2 separate regions of the Homo sapiens genome follow, and region 1 is linked to region 2. A link is a loop called in an ENCODE intact Hi-C map of the cell type or tissue named here. Cell type or tissue: ovary. All regions are shown on one strand. Links, peaks and the distances in the headings refer to the core of each region. The heading gives the core; the rest is flanking DNA. Region 1 overlaps IRS1 (insulin receptor substrate 1). Region 2 has its middle 66 kb from the start of MIR5702.

The links. Peaks named below come from ENCODE experiments on the same cell type or tissue, not always from the same donor. Only the 100,000 strongest peaks of a DNase experiment are listed, where the experiment ranks them.
Region 1: a loop joins it to region 2, with 18 times the contacts of the local background. A loop is called at or near these places in 37 of 110 quality-filtered maps.

What each region holds. Positions count from the first base shown.
Region 1 is chr2:226,786,187-226,789,110 of GRCh38, reverse strand. The region is part of intron 1 of IRS1 (insulin receptor substrate 1); the gene reads left to right. Among named protein-coding and RNA genes, the nearest start is that of IRS1, 12 kb to the left of the region's middle. In ovary, for the core only: no CTCF peak of the experiment used is centred there; no DNase peak of the experiment used is centred there; H3K27ac peaks cover 1,979 bases.
Region 2 is chr2:226,723,076-226,725,999 of GRCh38, reverse strand. No RefSeq gene overlaps it. Among named protein-coding and RNA genes, the nearest start is that of MIR5702, 66 kb to the right of the region's middle. In ovary, for the core only: no CTCF peak of the experiment used is centred there; no DNase peak of the experiment used is centred there.

The DNA.
Region 1 (2,924 bases), core at 268-2,767, 63 kb before region 2:
TGTTTTGTTTTAAAGAAAGCCATTTCCTCAATTATTTCCTCATGTTACAAAGTTACTGGAAATTGTATTCAAGGAAAATAGCTTCTTGTGAATCATGCTTGAAGCCAGTTTCACACTAAAGATCCTGTAACTTTTTTTCATACTAGTATTTTTTTGCATGTAAAATAATAGATCCTGCCTCTACCACATTTATAATTATGTAACTGATTTATTCCTTCGTTACCTTATTAGTCCATAGCTATGCAGCAGACTTTGAGAGCTGTCTTTAAAATGTTATTGAAACATGTTCAGAAAGTGTAATCATATTGAATTTTAACTTAAAATTACATTTTAACGTTAGTATGATATAATAATTGCATACTAATTTCAAACTAATATGACATAGTTACAAAAATTTATTGTAAAGCTTTTTAAGAAGATAGGTTAGTAAGTATCATCTATTTGCTTCTATTTTTGTCTTATACTTTGGAAATGGTAGTACCTCTCCCATTCTTAATTCACAAAAAGGGAGAAGATGGATTGGACAAGTATAAGGTACTGTCATGTATGATAAAAGGAACACTTTCCATTTTAATAGTATTCTTGCAGCAGGCTCTGCTATAATCTATTTGTTGAAATAAATTTGGTTGGATAAATGTTATTTGTGCTTATTCAGTGAGCCAGTGATCTTTGAATAATAGAGCTTTGAAAAAGATGTATTTATGTTGAAAAGGCTTTTTGACCCTTTTTCTGTATTTTCCATTGATAATGGCAGTAGAGTTGAATACATGGGTCAGACTATGATTCTAGTTGCAGTTTTCTTAAAGCAGAGTAGAGATTTTGTGGTTTTATTACTCTACCAGGAATGTTTTATTGAGTAAGCTGAGTTGGATTGCATTCATTGTATTCCTTTTTACCATCCCAAGTTTTATAAATATTGCATATTACATATGTATCCTTGCACTCCACTTTTATTGTTGACCAAAGAATACTTTAATGCATGTTCTCTGATCCTCCCTGACATATTTAGGTCATATTGCTGAACAATATCACTTAATCTTGAGAAGTTTTCTCACGTTTGTTGAAATGATCAAAGAGACGTTTTTTTTTTTGAATATATGTAATGTGGCAAACAAATTATGTTTTGCACAGAAAGTCATGATTTTTACTTTTAGGAAGGATATGATCTAAGTGAGCTAGCAAAATAATAAAAGACATTTATAAACATTTAGCAGTTAGTTAAAGGCCACTGGAATATTGAGTAATTGCTAAGTAGTCAACTATAATTTATCTAATCTTCTCCAATCATCATGTCCCTATTCACTTAAAAATTATTTGGAGGGCTCTATGGATATGAAAAATAATTATGTTTACCCTTGAGTTTTAGGGGTTGTGGGGACAATCAGAAGATCAGAAGATCTTTAATTGTCTTTAATACTATTCAAGCCCACCACCCATTTCTCAACCCTAACATAAATTATCTGCTTTTGTCAAATAGGCCCTAAGCCATTTTTTCTTGTTCTTCCCCTCCCCTTCTTTTACTCAGTAAGCTCTATTGAGCACCTATCATGTTCCAAATAGTACACCTTTTATTGAAAGGGGATGAAGGTAGATTCATGGAAATGGAGGGAAAAATGGTACTGAGAGGAGATCACCAAAGGAGTTACCAAATTTCTTATGACATAAGTTATCCGGGAAAACCAAATCAAGATTCCGATTGTGTAGTTCACAAAAGTTGGCATTTTTCATAAACCTAAAGGGCAAAAGTGCCCATCTAGCTTAAAGGTTTGTATTTTTCTGAATCTTTCTAACCATGGCTTCCTGTCTGACAATACCATCAGCATACTAAATAATCAGGAAGGAACTCTCATTTGGAAGAATGGCCCATTTTTGGATATTAAGCTTGCAAACATAATATTGACAAAAAGCAGGAAAAAAGATATCTTTGCTTTGGATCTTTAGTCCCAGTGAAAGCAACCAGAAGAAGAGGCATCCAGCTGTTAAATGAAGAGGGGTTGAATGTGGACTTGTTATGGGGTGGTCAGTGTTAGGAAACCTGGGGGGAAAGTGGGGGCTACAAAATAAATTTTAAAGTCTTTTCTTGCTATCTTAGCTTTGTTATTCAAGGACTTTTTTCTTTTTTTTCCTTTGGGTGGGTGGTTTTTATTTTTAATGAAGAAAAGGTCCAACACTTTGAACTGTGGTTCCTTGCTTGCTTCTGGCTGCAAGTATAATTGCTTTTGAGATTTTTCTCCCTCTGTTTTGATGATATGCAGTCACGTTTATTTTTAAGTTTGTGGTAGTCTCTTACAGAAACATGTTTTAAAAGTTTTTTTTTTTTTTTTTAGACTACCAAGTTTTATAATAGCTTGCTGGGTCTCTTCACACTATTTTTTTCTCTGTATTTTTGTATAGGTGATACATGTACATGCTGTAAGTTTCCAATTTTTTTTGGTTTTTTTTTGTTGTTGTTGTTTTTGTTTTTTTTTTTTTAAGGTAGAGAGTGAAAAATAAGGCTTCCTCCCACCTTTGTCCCCAGTTTCTCATAGGCCACCATCACTGCTGGGTTTTGTTTATCTTTCCAGAGATAGACTGCTTATAAATTTTGAAGCTTTGTAATAAAAAGTTGGTTAAATGCCCAACTGCTCCAAGTCTTCTATGGAAGAATATGCTCAGATCCCAAATTTCAGCACTTAAAGGGGCACAGCAGATAATACACCTTGTATCACAGACTTACTGTTCTCTTTTGTTGTTGTTGTTGTTACTTTTAAAGGGAAAAAAAAGGACACACTACTTTCCACGTCTCTTTTCAATCCTCAGGTTCACAAAGTTTCTAGTGATCAAATACCATTTGACCCAGCCGTCCCATTACTGGGTATATACCCAAAGGACTATAAATCATGCTGCTATAAAGACACACGCACACGTATGTTTACTGCGGCACT
Region 2 (2,924 bases), core at 263-2,762:
TGTGTTTTTTTCTTTTTTTTTTTTCATCAGCAGGGTGTTTCTGGTTTAAATTCAAAGGTTTCATTTAATTACACATCCTCCTCTCCTCCCCGCCACACACCAACTATTCCAGTTAGGAGAGTCCCATCCCCCATATGTGAAAAAAAAGATGTAGAGTTCTGAGTCTGGTTTACTTCATCTGTTGAAAAATAAAGTAAGTTTGGCTGAGCTAAACAAACTTCTTCCTGAATAGAGTAACCCTCCCATGTCTGTTTGCCGAAATGTTTGACAGATGGAAATCTGACGGGGAGCATTTCTTTTAATGACCGTGTGAAAACTTCAGATCTTAGTTTTGTCTTGCCACTAACTAACTGTGACTTCAAGCAAAGCACTTCTTTTCTCTGGCTCTCCAGCTCTTTGTTTATAAAATAGGAGGGACATCTGATCTTAACCTGGGGTTCAGAATTTTCTCAACGCTCTCAAATTGAATGCAATTTTTTTTTTTGTGAGTGTAGCTGTGTCCATTTTTGATTCCCGGGGAAAAGGGATTGTGACTTCCAGTGAATTCACCAAGGATTCTGTGATTGCAGAGAAATGGTTTGTAAAAGCATAACATTTCATGATTTTGACATTTGATGCTAAACTTTCAGCTACGCCTCCTGAGCGGGTCAACTGAGACACCAAGTGAAGAAAGAAGTCATCCTCCTTAGGACAGCAGGCTGTGAGCCAGCATCCCTTCCAACTCCACGGTCAACAGCACATTACAGGGACAGGCAGAGAGAGGCCACAGGTTCAAGCAGGAGACGTGTTAGTTTAGCCGTTTCTTTTGGTTGTTGGTATTAGCTCCTCAGACATGTGTATCAGAGAAAAAAGGCTGTGGTTGGGTTTTGTAGTTTGTAGTTGTAATAAAACTCTGTGTTTGAGTTTAAAAGAATCATGACTTTTGTGATTCCCTATAACAAGTTTTATAGAATTAGGGACTGCCCTAGGACAAGAATATTAGGTCAGTGAAATTTGTCCCTATTCTTTCTCCTCTCATTGCTACACCTTGGCTGAGAGTGGGTACTCCCCCTTACCAAATGCTTTCACGGGACCCAGAGTCTTTCTGGAATGGAGAATACATATCTGACAAGCTCATTATTTTTTCCCAGAGGTGTATGAAATTAATGTATTAGCTCCCAGGTATTTGTCTCAAAAAGAAAACCTACCCTGAGGGAAGAAAGAGAACATTTTAGCAAAAGGGGACTGATTGCTAATGGTGGCATTTTAGGTATCAGTGTGGGGACATATTTTAGGGGGAGAGTTGAGACATATTTAGCATGTTATAGACAGTGAGCCTTGCAAACTATTATGATGAAGTGGTCCCTTTCCCTTCCATGTCATTAAAAACAAACAAACAAACAACAACAACCAAAAAAACTGTACTTTGAGCCCAGTTCAGTGGCTCACATCTGTAATCCCAACACTTTGGGAGGCCAAAGTGGGAGGATCGCTTGAGCCCAGGAGTTCGAACAAGCTTGGGTCACATAGTGAGACTCCACTTCTACAAAAAGTAAAAAAAAAGCCGTATGTGGTGGTGTGTGCCTGTGGTCCCAGCTACTTGGGAGGCTGAGGTGGGAGGATCACTTGAACCTGGGAGGTCAAAACTGCAGTGGGCTATGATTGCTCCAGCCTGGTGACAGAGTGAGACCCTTGTTTCAGAAATAAATAAATAAATAAATAAATAAAACTTTACTTTAAAAATTAATAGAACTTGCATGTTTGCTAAATGAAAAAAGCTCCTTTCTAAGTTTTTGGAGTAATTTTAATTCTGGATAAATTCACCACAGATATACTTTTCCTCTCCTTTGTTTTTGGAGTCCGGGGGTCCCTACTTGACTGGTGCTGTCAAGTCCTGTCTGAGTTCAACACCCTTTTACTCACATCTCTGAAGGCATCTGCTATAGATGACCCACTATTCCACCAGTACATGAAGCTGGCTCTGACTTATCCCAACATGAACCTTGCTTAATTATGTTGGCAGAAAAAGAACTGAAACAGGAAAAGAACTAAAGAATTTCCTTCTGGCTGACAAACAACTCCTTGTTGCTACTAATGGGAAATCTATTTTTACTCTTCCGTACCCCAGCGATGGAGTTGATCTTCGTGACACAAAGAAACTCTCAGCCAAAAATTTTAAAAGTACAGGCTGGGTGTGGTGGCTCATGCCTGTAATCCCAGCACTTTGGGAGGCCGAGGCGGGTGTGTCACTTGAGGTCAGGACTTCCAGACCAGCCTGACCAACATGCTGAAACTCCGTCTGTACTAAAAAAATACAAAATTAGCCGGGCATGGTGGGGGTTGCCTGTAATCCCAGCTGCTTAGGAGGCTGAAGCAGGAGAATCGCTTGAACCCAGGAGGTGGAGGTTGCAGCGAGCCGAGATCGCGCCACTGCACTCCAGCCTGGGCAACAGAGTGAGATTCTGTCTCGGGGGAAAAGAAAAGTACATTACTCGTTGGAGATTATGAGCTCAAAATATCTTCTCTGAGAACCTACACTACAGCATGTCAGGTAGGAAGCCTGCACACCATGTGCTTGTTCCATAAAAATGTTGAGCCCCCAGTGAAACCATAATCAACCATTGGAGGTTTTCACCAATGATGAGCATGCCATTGAAATCTGCCATTTAATTTCTTGTATCAATTATGGAGAGATGAGTTTATATTCTGAAAATGGGCTTTGCCATTGAAATGAGGCAGCCCTAGGCCAACCTGGAAATTCCACTAACTCACGAAGAGGCCATGGGAAAATTGCTTAACTTCTCTATGCCATAGTTTTACCATCTGCAACGTGGGGATGATGATACTCTGCAGAGGTCTGGGAAGTTATGAAAGGTACCCTGCCATAGGCAAAGCATTTTGAAAATGCTTCATCCATAGCTGGCCCTCAGTACATTGTAGAGATT